Regions from separate parts of the Mus musculus genome. Here region 1 is linked to region 2. Evidence: chromatin loops called from intact Hi-C (ENCODE). Cell type or tissue: heart. All regions are shown on one strand. Links, peaks and the distances in the headings refer to the core of each region. The heading gives the core; the rest is flanking DNA.

The links. Peaks named below come from ENCODE experiments on the same cell type or tissue, not always from the same donor. Only the 100,000 strongest peaks of a DNase experiment are listed, where the experiment ranks them.
Region 1: it touches region 2 in a loop (8-fold over the local background); 8 of 42 quality-filtered maps call a loop at or near these places.

What each region holds. Positions count from the first base shown.
Region 1 is chr2:64,453,918-64,463,695 of GRCm38, forward strand. No RefSeq gene overlaps it. Among named protein-coding and RNA genes, the nearest start is that of Gm13575, 65 kb to the left of the region's middle. In heart, for the core only: a CTCF peak has its summit at 4,465 (motif pointing left); no DNase peak of the experiment used is centred there.
Region 2 is chr2:63,697,593-63,707,370 of GRCm38, forward strand. No RefSeq gene overlaps it. Among named protein-coding and RNA genes, the nearest start is that of Gm8541, 130 kb to the left of the region's middle. In heart, for the core only: a CTCF peak has its summit at 2,866 (motif pointing right); no DNase peak of the experiment used is centred there; H3K4me3 peaks cover 1,465 bases; H3K27ac peaks cover 1,728 bases.

The DNA of each region.
Region 1 (9,778 bases), core at 1,291-9,290, 760 kb after region 2:
TTATAATAGACAGTTTTGACTATAGATATTATTGACTTGAAGGAGTTGCTAATTGAGTGAGTCTTTAGATAAATCCATGATGTCAGTATGACAAATACTATTTGCAGACAATGTCATTTATAGACATGGATGGAAATGGAATGCATGCACAATTATTTGAAATCTAATGAACCTTCAATTTCTGTATTAAATGTTCTCATCCAGCAGTTATGAGCCTAAAAGTCATTCTGTAACTCTAGAGGCATTTGCTTTGCTTTGTCACATGAGTAGGTGTAGCTCACGCATTCTCTCTGATAGACATACCTACGTAGCCAGGGCAGTCTACTGAGAGATTGTACCCTCTCTGCCGGCCACAGTGATGCACTTTGCATTCCTCAGTTCTTTCTCTAGTTTCCTTTCTTCCTTTTGCTTTATACTGATTCCTTCACCTTTATTAGATCTCTTATCTTGGTTCACTCCTTTGCCTGATTAATGCAAGTTCCGGTGGTCAGTGTGGACATTTGGGCCATTTGCAGGTGCCACTTCACCACATCCTTGCAGGGCTCCAGGGACTGACCTGACAGAGTCACGGGGGCAAGGGTAAAGCAAAGACTAACAGACAAAAGCCAGGATCTGGTGGGCTTTGGCTGCCTCTTGGAGAAGCCCCAGAATCACGGGAGCTCAGTGTGTTTATTACTCACAGTTGAACAGAGAGGTGGGGTTGCTGCAGGCAGCTGGATCAGGGTTAGTAGCATACAGCTAAACAAGGAGGCAGGGGTTTATGATATACTGTCAGATCAAGGAGAGAGGTTTAGTGAATCTCAGTAGGAGAAGCCATCAGGCCCTAATATGGGGGCACGGAAGGGGAGCTAGGGTGAACAGTTTGTGCCCACACTGTCAGCATTCCCAGTCACAGCAGCAACCACTGCTTGGATGCTCACCTGGCCTGAGGCACTGGTGCAAGAAGTGACCTTGCCCCTGTGAAGGAATACACAATCAGGCCGGACTTTACTTCCTCCCTAAGCCCCATGCTCTTGCCTTCCTCTGTGCCCACCTATGTTCTCTCAAAACCAGGTTCTGGGGAGAATCAAGAACAAACGATAGAAGCTTCCAGAAACATCGTTTATCCCTTTACTTACTTGTTCTGTGCTCTCTTAAATTCTAGATAACTTCTTTCTATTGAAAGTTTAAGAAACTACGTTTGTGTCTCTGGCTCATTGTGTGGTTCTTTTAGAGGTGTTTTTGCTACCCTCAATGGTATGAGTAGGGTATGTTAGGACCAGAGAGAGCTGAAAGTAAACACGAATTCATAGAAGCCTGGTTCCAGCTCAGACAGGAGTCACAGTGACACCCTAATTTAACACAAGCCACAGGGCTCTCTAAGTACTGGAGACTAATGTATGTGATAGTAATAGTGTGTCTTTGTGCCTGGGACATGTGGGAATGTGAGTTTGCAGTTTGGTGAAGGATGAAAAATTTGTGGTTCTCAGCAGTGATAATTAGCAATTGAAGATGAAGAAGAAAGAGAAACATGCCTTGCCTTTCTTGGAGGTTCTATGGTGTTATGTGAATAATAAAACCATCCAGACCCTTTACTGTGATGTACAAGGGAGGTTCTTGGTTTGAGATGGGGGAAATTCAGTTGAAAGAATAAACTTAGATGCCAAATGCTAGCAATATGTGTAGATTTTAAAAGATCAAAATATAACCTTTCTTGATTTCTTCCCTCCAGGGTCTTTCTTTTTTAATGTGATGGTAGACATCTTTTCATTTAAACAGTGCCATGAGACTCAATGGAAGGCACACTAGCTGGTTACCAGAGATGGAGTCTAAGGCAATTCCAAATAGAGAGGAGTTCAAGAATTTAGATTTCTCTTAACTCTGATGCATTAAATACAGTGTGAGAGGACCATGTATAGATCATAGACACATGACGAGTAGAGGGCTTTTTATTCCACATTATCCTTAAGCACACACTGCTTCATGGGAAATTAATCAATATTCATTAACTGAATTGTAAGTTTTTTTTTAAATCTAAGTCAGTTAATTTATTACATTAAAAGCTATTATTACTGAGCTACTAGAATGTGTAACTAGATTTCACTCTGCGGGTAGAAGAGCTAGAACAGAACAATGGCTGATTGTAGAGAGTCTTGTTTCCTCGTGAGTTCTGAGTGGTTACCTTGGGATACTATTCCCCATGGTGAGTAATCTGAAAATGATCAGAGTGGTATTTGGGTAGCACCAAGCACACCCCACACCAGAAGATGGCAGCCACAAAGCAAGAAAAATGAGAACTGCGACATTTTCACTGTTTCTAACTTTAATCGTTTTAAACAACCCCAGTATAAAGTCATAGTAGTCTTATCCAATTCTGCAACAGCTTTTTGTTTGCTTTGCTTTGCTTTCTTACAATGTAAAGTTAGTTTCCATCTTTGGAACTGTGGGATACATGTCATCCTGCCATTTCTAAAACTTAAGCAAATGGAGGAAGAGAATTGGACACAGTTAGCTGGTCTTTCTTTCTTTCTTTTTTCTTTTTTTCTTTTTCCTTTTTTAATCAACCCAGTCCCCTTCAGCCAAGCACCAGTGAAGCCCGACAGCATGGCACATTTCCCCACAATATACTCACACTCAGTCACCCCCTAGGAGGAGAGGGAGTGAGAGGGCTATTGAGCACTGAGAATCTCTCCAATGAATCACAATTATGTGAACACCTGTGCTAACTAAGTTTGTGCTGAGCCACTGTGAAAATTTGCAAAGTGCTCAACAGCCCTGAGAGTCTCTCATTTATTATCTCAGGTGGGGTGGTCTGCAACTGTACATTAGGTTGCAATGTGAACCATGTAAGGACATGCATTCAAGACCCCATCTAGGACCTTTCCATTCTTCCTGCAGGGTACAGCTGTGCTCCTTAACGGGCCAGAGTTTCTTTCTGAATGTCTGCCCAGAAAAGTTAAGGGCAAGTATAGGATTCCTTCTCCTCCAAATGAGGTGACTTTAGAGCCGCAGTCCATTCACTTACATTTCAAGATGAATTGACCATGGGATTGATCTTGGGGAGAACCTAAAAAAAAAATCAATGGTGTTTTTATGAATCTATAACCTTGTCATATGTTAAACTGTAAAGGTATCAAAACTCTAAAAGATGAGAAAGAACTGTAGTCATAAGCACAAATTTTAAACTGCCCACAAATTCTTTTCTCAGTAGGTAGTAATGGAGGAAAACTAATTTACATGCCAAGAAATTTATAGACAGACTACTTTTGAGTGGATGATTGATGAGAATTGGGGAAATAATTTATAAATGAAGTCATCAAAACAGCTAAAGCCTTGAAGTTGAGATCCTTGACTAAGCCACATACAGGGCCAATTGTTGACGGCAGAATAATAGTTCTACATAAGTCCCAGACAGTGGCTGTTGTCAGTCTGCTCTGTATTAAGGACTAGAAACTAAGGTGTAGTTTCTACATGTCAATTCAATTTTAAGAATGGAAATTTCCGTGTTGTTCTATAGGAACAATAGGTCGATTTGCCAGAGATCCCTCAGTGAAAATTTTATTTGCAACTTTGGATAGCTGAATTGAAGAGGAGATATTGATACAAAGGCAAGGGCCTTCTCTGGTACTTATTCTTCCAAGTATGACTCTCACGGCATCATGTTTTAAACATAGGACGGATAGAGAGTGCTCAGTGACTAGTTCCGTTGTTACAGATAGCAAGGGTGTGCTATGAAACAGCCGGAGATGATGCAAAGGGAAATCTTGATGCCGCGGAACAGAGCAGCCCAGTGAGACAGTCATCACATTCCAAGGCAAGAGTTCTGGATCTGGGTACTCACAAGCACATGAGCGGATGTTAGGAAATCATTGACGTTCTCCCTTTGGTCCCAGCAGTTTAGCTGGGAGATAGAAGGACTCTGAACTTACAAGCTTTGATCTCCTTCCCTTCAGGGTTTTACTCATCTGGGTTTCAGTCATTCCCTCCATTAGCTGAAAAGATACCTCTTTCCCCTGCTGTTACCTCTGTAATTAGATGAAAGGAGAACTAAGATGCACGGGAGATGAGCGGATGATAGTGCTTTGGCTTCCTGCCAGAGTCTTCTAATGAAAATGAACGCTTTCTGCATCTGGGTCCACGGCATTTGTTTGGAAGAGAGAAGTTTGGAAGGCTAGGTGAGTGAAGAAGGGTGAGAGAGAAAAATATCCTCCGGCTGGAATAGATCCATGTATCATTTAGGAATTAGATTTATTTGGATTTTGTGAACATCAAGTGTATGTCAGTCAATCGGCATACACTATCTCATTTAATCCTCACGGTACAATGCGGTGGTAAACAGATTTTAGCCCACTTTTTCAAAATATGAAAAATGAAGCCGAAAGTGGTTCCAAGCTCCTATTTGCTTCAGTCTGGAACCCTTGCCTAGCTGATGTCAAAACTTAAGATTCTAATTGCTACAACATACTGCCTCCTAGTGGCCGAAGTTGGGTAGGAATCTAGCCAAGATCAGCTACTGAGGGGGTGGGTGGCATTTGTTCTAGATGGGAAATGGTATTAACCCTTCAGGCTCAATTCTCTATCTCAAAGGCATGCTGAAAATGTCAAAAGTATTCTAGATGCTCTAAGTCCTCCAATATTTTTTAATGTTTTTCTGAAAATAGATTTTTTTCTCATACAATACATCCTTACCACCACCTATGGTGTCTGCGCATGTGTCCATGCAATCACACTCACATACACAACTGTGGATGGACAATCTCACCAGGTTTTAAGTTTTATAATATAATCTTTTTTTCCTCTTTACTCATCAAATCAGGATACACAACTACCCTAGCTTTTATCTTTCTTTCTGATATTGTTAAGTTATATTTGCTAATAAAGCTTATGAACAAACTCACATTAAGGGCTTAAGACCTTCATTTTTAGGTTTTATTTTTCATTCATGGGTTTTTTTGTGATTATGCAGTGCAGGTGTCGGAGTACCCACAGGAGCCAGTAGAGAAGGTTGGTTCCCCTGGAGTTGTTGATTTGTGGGCACTGGGAACTGAACTCTGGTCCTTTGGAATGAACAATGTACGATCTTACCTGTTAAGCCACATCTCAAAGGCCCATGTTCCACTAAAGTTTAAATGAGTATCAAAGGCATAATCACTTGCTTAGTACTTAATTTTATTTATTTCATATCATAGATTTTTCTACATAAAATGCCTGAAGTCAGAGAAAATGATTCGAAGTAACAGGAATTTCAGGCCTTGTGGCAGATGGGTGAAAACATGATTTCTGCAAGGTTACCTATGCCCCATATTAGTTGAAATATATTTGAAAGGCACATGTTTACTTTGCCTCTGCACTCGGCTGACCCTACTGAACAGGTGTATTGAAATATTACACTCTTAGAGATCAGAGGCTGCTGATAATGGCCTTAATGCTGCCATTCCTAAATTTCTATTAAATGATGCCTTACCATGCAACATTCTGTACTTGGTCTGGTAAATGGGTATTAGTGACCTCGAGTCAACAAACTTTGCTTCTCTCGACACTGAGTAGCACCGTAGCATTTAAAATTCATAGTTGCATTTACTTTTTAAATAGAACTTCAAGTCTTTAACTACCTAAGCAGAAAGCTTGAACAAAAGATATGGCCTTTAATGATGGGGTAGGCTGATGTTACTGGTCATAGAAGTTATAGCTCAGTGGTTAGTGCACTGAGATGGCAGAACCTTCCCAAAAATATTTCTCCCAAGTTCCATGGGCACAACGCACTGCCAGGCTCTTGACTCTTTGCTGTGTCTGTGCATTGTCACCATAACGGGTAAATAATGGTCAGTAGTGTTGGACCCATCAGGCCGAGCATCTTTCTTTGTTTCTCACGATTCTCATCTCTGTTCTATAGGAATCAGCCACACCTCCCTTCATGTCCTCCAGTTCTTTCCCTTCATGGCCGCGTTAATGAAGTCTCTCTACAGCTACTTCGTCAAACTAGTGCATAATGACTGCCTCTGCACAGGGATGTGAGTGACTAGAAAGACTTAAAGTTGTCATTCACATTTTTTTCAGCATGGTAAAACACAGTTTAGAACATTCAAATGAACAAAATATCCTTACTATTTTTAGTAGCAAAGTGACCCCACCACCAATGAAACATTGGATTGTTTGTTTTCATCCACTAAAGTACAAAATACAGGGGGCCAATTCTCTTTTGAACAATGCACCAATGAATTATGTTATCATCATAATGACAATGAAAGCCCATTTGGCAATTAAAATAAATGAGCTAATTCTATGCACATGAACAAGGATACATGTTGAAAATACAATGGTGTGTGAAAATTCAAATACAGCATTCACATGAATTTAAAATCTGAAAACAATGTAACACTTCTTATGATTACATACATATGTAGTCAGCATAAATAAACTTGGATATGAAAGCAGCACAAGTATTTTGAGATTATTTTGTTCCAGCAAAAAAGTGGAGGATTTTGAGAGCATTCCCAGTATCACTTTTGGGAACAAAGGAGACCTCATCACTTTATTGCAATGCTTTATTGGGAAAAAGAAGCAAGAAGGAAATATTTAAAACTTTTGATCATGCATCACAATTGTTTAATCTCAGCAAATATGCATATTCACTGCATAACTTGAGGTATTTTCAAATACCTCAATACATTTTAAAATAACAGGAATGAAACTTTTAAGAGATGCTTCATTTTAAAGTAAGAGATGGATAGTAATCCTTAAAACTGCTTCCTCTAACTTTTAACCAAGATTCCCAAGGAGACACAAGAAAAGATGAAAAGACACCATTCAAAGTGGGGCACACCAACGAGCTGAGCTAGCTACCCATGGAATCTGGGGGGAATTGACTCACAGTGAAAGTTGAACAGGACTGGAGAGAGACAAACCTGCCAGCTTTAGGGGGTAACCATGTCTTTCTGCTTCCTGGCAAACAACTGTGTATGTGCCCGTGTGGTGTTAGAGTGCAGGCAGAGACCCCCAAATAAAACTTTGAACAATATGGTGACTGGTGTATAGTGGAAGAGTTTTGAAAAAAAATTACAGAAAAAAATAAAAAAGAATGGAGGAGATCAGATCACATGGCTGAGCCAAGTGAAGCCAGCCAGTCCTATTTCCAACCTCTGAGCTACTGTGGCTTCTGACCGCAGGGAAAGAAAGGAGACGTTCAATGCTTCTCTTTTGATTGTACAATGAGGAGGTGTTCAGCCACTGGGGGACCTTCATTTCATGTCCTCCTTCAACCTCGCAGCTCAAAAGCCATGTGCAATATATATATATATATATATATATATATATATATATATATATATATATATATATAGTTTGAGACAGGACATTTTTTTCCACATGAAAAGTTTTTCCTGAATCTCTTTATTGCCTATTCCTTTCTTCACTTTATTTCCCTGTAGAAATGTGCAGTATCTAGAGAATAAAAAAGGAAAGGAGGAAAGAGGGGGAAAAAAAGGAACCTGAAGCTTGCACAGCATTATTGGGAAGGACTAAGATTACATGCTGAAACTCCAACTTTAAAATAAGCGACTTGATTTGCATGATGTAACATTGGGAAAGGTAACTACGATTCGAAACTGAATTTCTGGATTTAGAATTCCGTCCCCTACATCCCCTGAAGATTTTTTTTTCCTCCGAAGAACAGGTCATGTACTCCTCAAAAGAATTTTTTTTTCTTTTTCAAGAAAATTCTGGCCCACCTTTATCTCTAATGGCCCGGCTGGGAGTTGCTATAATAACCCTTTTGCTTTTATGTGGCCATCTGGAGGCCTATTAAAAACACTATCTAAAACCAACTTCCCAAGTGTGCTGAGTTTGTATGTTTCCACCAAGTCACCAAAACAGGGCCCTCTTTCCTACTCTGAGGTGAGTGTACTTTGGAGTTCGAAGCTGGAGGGAGGAGCCGCACACAGCACAGTGCAGCTTGGCCTTTCACCCTGGCGGTTCTGGACAGGAAGTCAGAACAGTGGTCGATCCCACTGCCTCCTTTTCAAGGGTTTGAGGGTCTGCAGCAAGGCTTCCTTCGATCTCTGGAGCACTGTGATGAGATGGAAGAAGTGAGGGAATGCGGGAGCCGGCGACATTGAGAACTTAATGAGGCATCATGTTTCAACTAGATAATACTCCTTTTTGATTTGTGTGGAAAGCAAATATGAAATATTGAAATAATATTTCAAGTTCCCAATTTTTGTGGCACAAATCGAGACGCGGGAAGCGCTGCCCTCTCTGAAAAAATACCCCTTTCATCTAAAACGTGATCCAACCGAGTTGAGGACAGAAGGGCAGGTTGCGAAATGGAATTAGATAAAAGTTGGCGTTTGTCTTTAGTAGATTATTAAAATCACCACGGTAAGAAATCAGCTCATAAAGACGAAACAAGTTAGCAGGGGCCGCAGATCATTTGTCCCAAACAGAGGTTTTTCTCAACACTCATTAACTATCTTGCCCAGTAATGTGCTTGTAATCCTATTAAACCTGATACATCAAAAATTAAAAGAAAAAAATTTAGTTGCTGTCTCAAACCGCACTGCAACTCAGATCTAGGACCAAATAGGAAGCATTAATTGCTTCGGTGCTTCACCGCAAAGCCACTCTTAAAATATAATTCCTTAATGAAGTCCGTTAATTTGTTCATGGCAGTACACAAGCTGTTCAAAATGACACAGGATTGCACTCTGTTTTCTAACCCCTGCAGTTTCTTCTGTTAGTCACTCTGTCTTGTGTTGTTATCCCATGGATAGTAATTATTTTATAGTGGCTGTAATTAGGAGAGAATTAGGCTTGGTAAACAAAACCTGCCTTCTCCTGTTAATAGCTAAGGATAATAAATTTGGCTCTGACATTCACTATATTTGGACAAGGCTTGGCCTACTTCCAGTTTTCCCAATAAGAACGTTATTATATAATTATGCCTTGGAGGGGCTCATATTACAAGGTAATTTTTTTTGTAAAGACACATATTGCATGGCTTCCAGCCAGTAAGTGATATACTGTAATATATGCCTCCAATAAATGTTTTAAACGCAGTCTCTCTGAGAAAAGCCTTGCTGGAGCTGTGTGCTGCTCTTCAGCATGTATTATTTACAGGATTTGTTTGTTGAGCTCTTCATAATGTAAATTATTTCCTTCGGTCGCATTGTCCAACACTGTGGCAACTGTCGATTTAAAGGACACTTTTTTTTTCTATCAGTAAGTGCTATATCTGATCTACTCATTCAATTCTCATAGGTGATTTCTGTCAGATGGTGCCCCAAAGGGGCATTTAAATAACATTTTATAAGTTTGCAATGATTAGCTTGGTTTTTTTGCAGAAATTGTGCTTTCTTTGCTCAAACTGATTTTTTCCATTTTTAACATAAAATTATGTCACTGCCAGCCAGATTGCTGAGATTCATGTACCTTTTAGTTGATCCTTTACTGACAAGGCCACCCACACTTGTATAGATCAATGATAAGACATGGAATCACAAATGGTTAAAGCAAAGAGAACAAAATTTTATTCAGCTTCAAAACCAAGAACATAAAATGTAACCTCTGCTCAGAAAAATCATGAGAAAATACACATAAGTGACATTAACTTCAGAGCCAGACATACAAACATGAGATTCTAAGGAAGCATAGAGGTAAAGATGTGAACTTCTGTTTTCTTGGTTGTCAAATTAAAAATGGGAGCCTTTTGAAACTCTTTGATATTAAGCACAGGCAGCTTATAAAGGGGGGTATTGGGTAACAGCTTCTTCCAAGATTGAAGCATTTCATCCTACAGAGAAAC
Region 2 (9,778 bases), core at 960-8,959:
CACATAAACTTTCAGAAAATGTAGCTGAACAGTTACAAACAAAACAAAGCAGCAGCAGCAGCAGCAGCAGCAGCAGCAACAACAACAATAACAACAACACTACGCAGCTCTCAGAAAGTTTCCATTGCACCAGGTTTCCACATCTCCCAATGTAGATTTCCCCAGTTCTAGCTGTGTACTCACATACTCCCTTCTCCACCCACTCCCCTCATCTTTCTTGCTTCATCCTCACCTCCCCCTACTCCATTTCCAGTTGTCATCAAAAAGGCTTCCTCTAGCAGCAGATGGGAGCCGAGGCAGAGGCAATCACCCAGACATTATGTAGAGAGAGTGCCTAAATTGAAAGTTTCCATCAGGTTCCTCCTCTGAGCTCTGGGAATCCCCTGAAGAAGGAGGAAGAAAGATTATAGGACTCAGAGGCGCTCTAAGACACCAAGAGAATATGACCCACTAAATCAACTCAGCAGGACACACCTGAGCTCACGCAGACTGAAACAACAAGCAGATGACCGGCATGGCTCTTGAACAGGTCCTCTACATATGCTATGCCTTGTACCTTGGTATTTCTGTGGGACTCCCAGTGTGGGAACGGGTTTATCTCTGGCTCTTTTGCCGCCTCTTGGGACTCTTTCCTACTGTTAATTTGCCTTCTCCAGCTTCAGTGTGATAGCATTTTTGCCTTTTCTTGCTGTATTTTGTTTTGTCCAGTTTGGTTGTTGTCAATTGGAGGCTTGTTCTTTTCTGATGGGAGACAGAGGACTGGGATCACGGGAAGAAGTGATGGGAGGGTGGCTGGGAAAAGTGTAGTCAGGACTTACTGTCTGAGAGAAGAATTCATTTTCAATAAAAATCAAAAACAAAAGCAGTTCTCATATGCCAAGAAAATAAGGACTTGACTCGTCAAGACACACTGGGTCATTTCTATCTCTGTAACATGATTTTAACTCAAAATTTATAATCCCAGAAGCAAAAGCTCCCAAGGCCCTCTTTGTAATTCACTGCTTATAGAAATTCAAGCTCTTTTATTTAAAGTTTTGTTAAAAAAAATACTTATAATGAGGAAGAGCATTTATGTCCAAGAACAAAGGTATGTTATTAAACATATTAGATTCAATAGTAATTAGATTAACTTTAATTTAATTTAGAAATGAATTGATTGAGGAAGGGGAAGGAAATACAAAGCATAGACCATGTAGTTACCCGGACAGTGAACCATAGCATTAGACTTTTAAAAATGATGTGTTAATGGAATTCAGGAACCCACGTTACAGTGTAATTCTTTGCCAAGAACTAGAAAGTAACTGAATACTAACCAAGAGAGATAGTAATTCTGAGAAATTTAACTAGGTTATATAATACACTTGGTTCAACAAATTCCTCCTAAGTAGAGGAAATACCTAGACACACTGAATGTGTTTGATTTTTCCAAAAACTGACAAGACCTGCTTGCTTGGCGCCAACCATGCCAACATTAAATACTGTACAGGTTTTTTAAACTGGTACGTATTCCTTCCTACACTGGCCCTAAATTCCACTTCCAGAGAATCTCTACTTGAGATAGGCTTTGCTTCTTTCTTTCACTTATTGTTCAGTTGTTCTTTGGTTTATGAGCGTAGAACTCTCCCTGACAGATTGCCGCTGATAGGGAAAGCACTAACATGGAATACTACTTGAATGGGCTCTTCTGTAGAGAAGGGAACAGGACATTCATTTGAAGAGTAGCAAAGTTAGAAGTCAGTAAGAGGATCTAAAGAGACAAAGACAAGGAAGAGCAGCATTGGAAATGAGAAAACAGGCTGGGACCTCATTGGCTAGAGGCTTTGCTTAGTTCCCTGTCATCCGGCTCTCTCCTCCCCGACCCATAGCCACTCCATTAAATACCTAGGGATTGAGAAAACTCACAATGTACTGTACAATTATTCAAAATTCCTTTCCAAATAATCTATTTTTTTTTGTTTTTCTCATAGTGTAGACCAAATACTTTATAAGCCATTGAACGAAGGCCTATTGCCTATGTTGCAGAACTGATGAATCATGCTTCATGCACCTCAATTATGTCATACCGCTGAATTTACATAAAATTTCTGATTTCATTAAGTATTACCATTCAATCAAAATCTTTTTAAAACTATGTTGCCATGCTACAAATTACTTTTAATGCAACAAAACATTCTAAAATTGTTACCTATATGATCACCTGGTCTCAAACTTTAGTGCTTAGCTGTACAATGCAAAACACAATTCATTTCAGATGAGAAGTCTTTCTTCTGTAACCTGTCCCAGCATAAAGTTTTATGAAAAAAAAATTTAATGTGTGACTTACTTGAAATGAAAAATTGGAATACTAAAATGCACACACCACCCCTACTGGATGCTTAAATTTTATTTTATAAAATATATATATATATATATATATAATTATATATTATAATTATGAAAAAGAAGGAGAAGGAAGAAGAGAAGGAGAAAACAGGAGAAGGAGGAAGGCCTGATATAGAAATTTGCAGACGAAACACCCTGCATTATGTTCCGTAATAGTTAAGATATGAAAGTGTTAAATGTTGATGTTCAGACTGACAGTTGTCATATCTATACACTGACCATGTCCTCACTGTAACTCTTACAGTGAAACCGAAGTAGAATTTTAGAGGCAAAACTAAGGTGAGAGAAGGATCACGGGGCCATTGTAAAGTTACAAATAATTTTAATGGAACTCTTAGCTAGAAGTACAAACTGGAAGAAGACTACAGACTGAGCTCAATGATGTTATCTGCAGTTTTCTCTCCATCTGTCTCTACCTATCTAGAGGGAGATTTCAGGCTTCTCATTTTCTCTTCAAGTCGTACACTCTTTGGACAGTAGAGGGCACTTTAAATTTAGACAAAGCCCAAGGAATCCCTGAATCTCCATACAGAGAGCTTTTGTTTGACTATAAAGAAATACAATTTCGGCCACATTTTAAATGGTATGTGTCTTTTTAGCTGTGTGGTTAAAGAGTATGTTTCTGATTATGTGAAATCAGTTTCTCATTTCATAATATTTTATAGAAATTCAGTGATGTCAAATGCATGTAGTATTAATATCTACTGAAGACTAGTGATATTACACAAATCCTGATCAGTCCATGAATGAATATGTCTTTGATTTTTACTACTAATGGAAAGAGAAAATAAAGAACAAAACTCCATATGTAATTTAATTGAAACCTCAAAAATATATCAAAAATGATAAACATAGGATATATTATTTATGAAAGAAATCAGAAACACAAAAATACCATTTGTCTAGATCATAACATAAATATCAACACTTATGGGGTTTTTTTACCCATTTAAAAGGTACATAAAAATACACTTAATAAAATGTAGGCTTTCATTAATCTCATAAAGTACATAAAATGTCCTTTAATCTTACATTAATACTTGCTAATGAAATGTTTTCATATTCATTTCTCAATCTTTAAAGAAAAAAAATTCAGGTTTTTAGAAAAAGCTTCAATGTGTTGCTGATAGTTAGGAAAAAATAACTTAAATATAAATGGCTGGTTTTCCAGTATCCTTAATCACCTTAACTTATGATAAATGTGTTATCATTTGTACACGCTCCACTCTATTTTGAGTAACCAAAAATGAAAACATGACACATATTAGAATTCCAAAATAGGCTACTACTTTTGCTATTAATTATTACTTCAGCATTATTGTAAACCATTTTCACCATATAAATATTGCATTTCCCCATTTAGTTGAAAGCAGTTAATATATATATATATATATATATATATATATATATATATATGAAAGTTGAAATTTTATTATTATTGAAAATTAGCTTGTTTGTTCAATCTAAATCGTTTCCCTTCTCTGGGCTGTCAAGTGTAGACGCTGTCTAGCTGTGAAGAATTGCCCTGATTTGACTTTAACCTTAGATCAAACACTGAAACACAAGAGTAAATCTACTTAATTTCTGAGCAAATAAAAAAGTATCTAAAATTTCCCGAGCTGAAATGTTCCAATATATTTTCAAAAATCTATGATTGCACAGCAAATAGATAGAAATTTCTTCATAGATAGGAATTACCATAAACTTTGAGAAGAATTTATTAGTCTTAGGGCATAGGATTAGTGAAGAAAAACAGTGAAAAAAAAGTTGTTCGATTTGTTTCTGCCAAAGTCTTTAACAAAAAGAAAAATCTCTAGTTTAGAAAGAAGATTATATTTTCCACATCCAAAATAAAGAAAAGTTTACTATGCATCCAGTCACCTTGATTCCCAAAACCACCACGAGTAAAACACAATGCGGAGATGTGTCTCACATATAACCTTGCCCTTTGTCATTTTCGTAAACGAAAAGCAAATAAACAGCAATTGTCGCCACTCTAAAATGCACGGCCGCGCTCGGTGGCATTTATCCTTCCGCCTTCCCTCATTTATTATTGCGGGTAGACTGTTTGCCACCACCACTGCTGGGGAGGTCTGACACAGGGAGGGGAGGAGGAGTCGATGGACAGCGCCTATTATCTCTTCCCTACTCTCTCTTGCCCTTTTATGGCCTATAACTTCATTCAATCTACAGCTACATTTATGTCCCTTTTACAACAAAAAGGGTCATAATGCTGCCTCTGCTAATAGTGAAATTGTCTAATTTGTGCATCTTCTTTTAAGCCTTGGGACTGGTCTCCATCTCAAGTTATGCCTGGGTTTGTCCCATCAACTTTGAAAATGATGGTCCTGTTTAGGTTCTGCTTCCTGCCAGAACTGCCTGACTTCTGTGCGAGACCCTCAGGCAGACCAAGAGGGAGGAGAAACCTGGAGTGAACCGCGCAGGGACACCCAGAACATATCCAGAGCGCTTAGGGTGTCCCAGGAGATGGCAGGTTTGGATCCAGGGAGCTAGCTGCCGGTCAGCTGACATCCAGAGGGCCCCAGTGCAGGAATCTGAAGAATTTGCTTGCTCAGAAGATGAGAGCTAGAGGGACTCCCCATTCTGACCCCAGCGCGCGCCGGCTGGGGACCAGCAGGGCCTCCCTGCAGCTGCTGCCAGTGCTGTCCCCGCTGCCGCGCTGGAGACTGCAAGGAGTGGGTTGCTGGGCGGGCCTGGCAGCTGCTCTGCCTGGACTGCGGCCCCTGACATCTCTCTCTCTCTCTCTCTCTCTCTCTCTCTCTCTCTCTCTCTCTCTCTCTCTCTCTCTCTCTTTTCTCTGTTTCCCTTTTTTTTCCCTTTTCGCTTTGCCTGGTTGCATGACAACTACAAAGCAGAAAATGGTCCCCACAAACGGAGGAACCTGGAGTACAGTAGTTCGGGCTTCTAACAAAGCCAGACTCGCGGTCCTCCTGTCTCTTCTCCAGCAGCTGAGCTTTTCCCATCTCCTGCCGCTGCTGCGGTGCTTTGTCAGCCTTTCTCTGAGAACTCCCACATATTCTCCTCCTCCTTTCAAACTGTCAAAGATGCTTCACCCCCTCGGCACCCCACCCCCTACAAAAGAAGGGGGAAAACATGCTTTTTTGTTTGGTAAAAGTGAGGTAAAAATCTCGAAGAGAACTTTGTATTTGCAACTGAGATTTTACTACCATTTCTTTATTAGAAAACGAATCTTCAAGTCCAGCATAATAAAATAAAGCTCAAATGGATGAATATGGCAGGTTAGGGAGCAATTAGCTGCTAATTTGGGAGAGCACTTCTTGATTTCCCTGACCAGCCCATTCATGTTCCTTCCCTTCCTAAGATTTTCTTTCCTGTTCAAGGCTAAAAGCTGGCTATGATTCCGCTCATAAAAATATGTCACAGCAATTGGAATTTACCCTTTGACCTTCTACCTGCTCACTGCCACCTCTCCTCTACACACACACACACACACACACACACACACACAGAGAGAGAGAGAGAGAGAGAGAGAGAGAGAGAGAGAGAGAGAGTCAGTAGCCAGCTAGTTCACTTCACAGATGGAAGTGTTGCCAGTGAAAACTGCCTTTTGCAAAAGGTAACTCTTATAAAATTCTTAAACATGAATTATTCGCCATCCTCCATTTAAAAGCTATCTTGCATGTGAAATTTGTGGATCCGTCCAATGATCCTATTTTATATTTTACATGGTAAGCATAAATCCTCAGAGATTCTAGGGATGCAAACATACAGCAACAGTGAAGAGAGCAAGTCCAAAATGTATGGGCAGAGTTTTCTAGTTTTTCTGAGAACCCTCACCTTTCCAAATAGTTTGTCCCTGCCTTTGTGCAGTGAAAGCCCCATTACCAGCCTTGAGGAAAAAAAGGAAAAAAAAAGTGCTAAGTGTTTTGTACAATTTCTTTTTGTGTGCGTGAAGCTCAAAAAGCCAAGAAAATGGGCAAAATACTGAATCAGGCCACCAGGGCCAGTTCAAATGCACACAAAGACATTTTTACTGCATTATTTGAACTATTACTAAATAAAATGCTTTCTTCCGTTGAGTGTGGCAAAATAATAGTCTTCTCAAACGTGAATACTACTTGTTGGGAAAAGTTAGCAATAACTTAATATTTGGTTACAGAGCCATACCCTCTCTGATTAACAGCAATTCTTTGTCCTTACTGTGCATTCTGAAATGGTGGCAAACCTTTTAGTCAGGATTGGAAGCCCTTTTAAGATGTCCAAGCATGTCTTGAATCCAGATATTCAAGGATAAAATGAACAAGCTTAAACATTGTTTTCTTCTGCACACACTGACTAGAAATGAAGAATTGAAACAGTGTCTGGCAATTCATTACCAGATTCCCAAGTCATGACTTAATGCACATGTCAAAATTTGAAATAGCCAGGCAAGAATTAAGCAGGGTTTAACATTAGTATAATTGTGGGGTTTGGGAGACAATTATTATTTTTTCCCTCCATGTTTGCACACCAATGCTGTAAGGACTGATGGAGTTGTACCCAGAGAACAGAACTTAGCAATCTATAAGAAATTTCATAAGGTTTTTATTAAGAATTATTTTCCCTAAACTTAAACAGAAACCTCTTCAAACTTTCTATTGCTGTTATTCTTGTTTTAAAAAATAGTATTTCTCTTCATCACAGTGTAGAAATGGCAGTTAACCATGTGCAGGTTTAGATAATGATGATTTCATACTGTTGCTACTACAAGATGGCTGAAAATGTCTGTGGGGGTGGAGGATACAGGACTCTTCTTTTATATAATGTCAGATTTGTTTGAAATTCTTAGCGTTAAAGACTTAAAGATAAATCTGCAAACACACCTACATGTATTTTATCACTGTCACGGGTTTTGTAGAGGTCGGCCATTTTTCTTGGAAATGGCACCAACTGCTGGTTGGAAATATTTATCCTGAATTTCTCTGTACTTTAAATAAACTACTACTTCAAGGTCTGCCATGTGTGCCTCATTCATCTTTAAGGATGGTTCCTGTATGTGTGTGTTTGTGTGTGTGTGTGTGTGTGTGTGTGTGTGTGTGTGTGTGTGTGTGTGTTTAGCTTGAAATGTTTCTCCCATTTTGTGAAATCTCTAGAAGTCCTTTTGAACATAGTTTTGATAGTGACTCAGTAAATTAAGGCAGGGATATATATTTGAAGATTCATACTATGATTCAGCTCATGCAAAGAGGACAATAATTTACTTAAAAACGAAACCTGTGTTTATTTTCTGTCCTTTTCACCCAGTTTTAAAAGGTCTCCATACAGTTTTATATGATGAACATCGCAGAGGGGAAAATGGCTTCGTTTGGCATTTTTTTCATCTAAGAAAAATTTGCATCTGCTTTTCCCATGGAGAGGGAGATAATATGATAACCTTCTGATTATAAACATAAGCAGAACCTGATCAGCTTCTCTTGTGGTTCTTTTTTTTTTTTTTTTAAGGGCAAGTTCCAGTTGGATTGTACTAATGCACATATTCATGAATCTCTCCAAACAGGATTCACTGCTCTCCAGGGAACCCTTGAAGTATGCATCATTGTTTCAATGAAGTATCTTCATTATAAAACATGGGGACTATAAAAGGTGAACACATTTGCCAGAGCTTAATATAATATCTGGCTTGACTTTTTCCCCTGTGAGTTTTTAACCTTCCTTTCTCTCTTCCCTCTTTCCTTTCTTCCCCTCTTCTTTCCTTCATTTCTTCCTCCCTTCCTTCCTTTTTTCCTTCTCATAACAAATAGAAAAAAATGACAAAATATCTTAAGATATTAAATATCAAGCAACAAGAGACATTGTTATCTTAGTGTCTTTTAAAGTATTATAGAGATGAAACATAACTCTAAAACCTAAAATTTCTTACATTTGACTCAATTTTTTTTTAAGTTTGATACAACAAACCTTAGGGGAATTTTTGGTATCTGCATATGCATAAGATTCTAACATGGAAAACGTGAGGTCAAAGGTTAAAGCACAAGAAGGTGAAATTATAACACGTAGGTAAACACTTTTAAGGCAGACAAAGCAAGGCATTGCTTCAGAACTGTTCGTAAAAACTGATCCACAAGTTCTTCATGTTGTCACCATTCTTACAAGGAGACTGACAACCTTACTTAACCATTCTGTTATTTATATTTGCTCTAAATATACATATACTAACTTTTCTCTTTTTTTTCCATATAGAGTTCTTCTAGTGAACCTGAGATTTAGAGAGTTCTACTAATGGGCATGTTACAAAGAGGCCTTTATTAGAAAGAACATGAATGAAGCACTGAGCGAGACTACAAAAGCTCTACATTGCTAGTGGGTATAATGGGGTGCTTTATAGGGAAGGAACACTGTCTTTGGGGTATGAAGAACAGTGTAGCATGACATCTATTGCCAGGGAACAAAGGAGTTATGTAGCTCACAAATTAGGGCATTCATATCCAGATATATTAGTGGTGGAGTGTAAAGCATTTGGAATTCAGTGTAAAACGATATTGTGATCTACCATAGCACACAGTGGAATGTGGCATTCCTTGAATGCATGCTGTAGCGTGATCAAAATAGATTGTGCCAATCACCAACAACTGATACTTTGCAACTCTTTAGTGATTAGCAGCCAAAGGCAAAAATTCTTAGTGACACTAAAAATAAGAAGACCGCATCTATGGCCAGGCAGGAGGGACAAATGCAATTCAGCACAACACATATGCCAGTTTTAACTTTCTCTGTGGAAATCTAGTGGATGATAATATGTTTAAGATATATAAGGGGACACACTGCACAAATTAAATGGTAATTTACTGTCTCAATGTAAGTGACCAGTTCAGACCAGCAGTCAGTCACTAATCTCTATTATTTGTATGCTGTGAGCTAGAAAGGGGGATGAATAGTAAATACTTGAGTATACAGTAGCAACCTCTAGGAAGGCCTTCTCTAATTGGCCAAACAGTTCTATTATACTGACATTATTTATTCTTCCCTGCTATTGAAGTTAGCAGTTACAGATTACTTTTGGGTTGCTAGATAGACTGGGTTTCTTTAGATCCTTGAATTCTGTGCCTGCTCACCACATTTGATATGACAAACTACTTACGGTTCAATTTCATCATCTGTCCCACATCTCCTGGATACTTTTGTACCTCACAGCTTATCCTGTGTTTTAAATGAAGATGTCCCTCTCTTTTACATACTCACTGTGCTTGTTCCCTTCCAGACCTGCTTAAATGCCCTTCAAAGTTCTTACGGTTGCACTTATCTATCTACAAATAAGCCAGACTTCCTGTCATCATTTCGCATCTCTGATTTTTTCACTCTCTTTACTCACTTGTTTGCAAAGCCCACCTGAATTCCTCACAAGAACCCTGAATTCAGTTCTTCCAAAAATTAATTT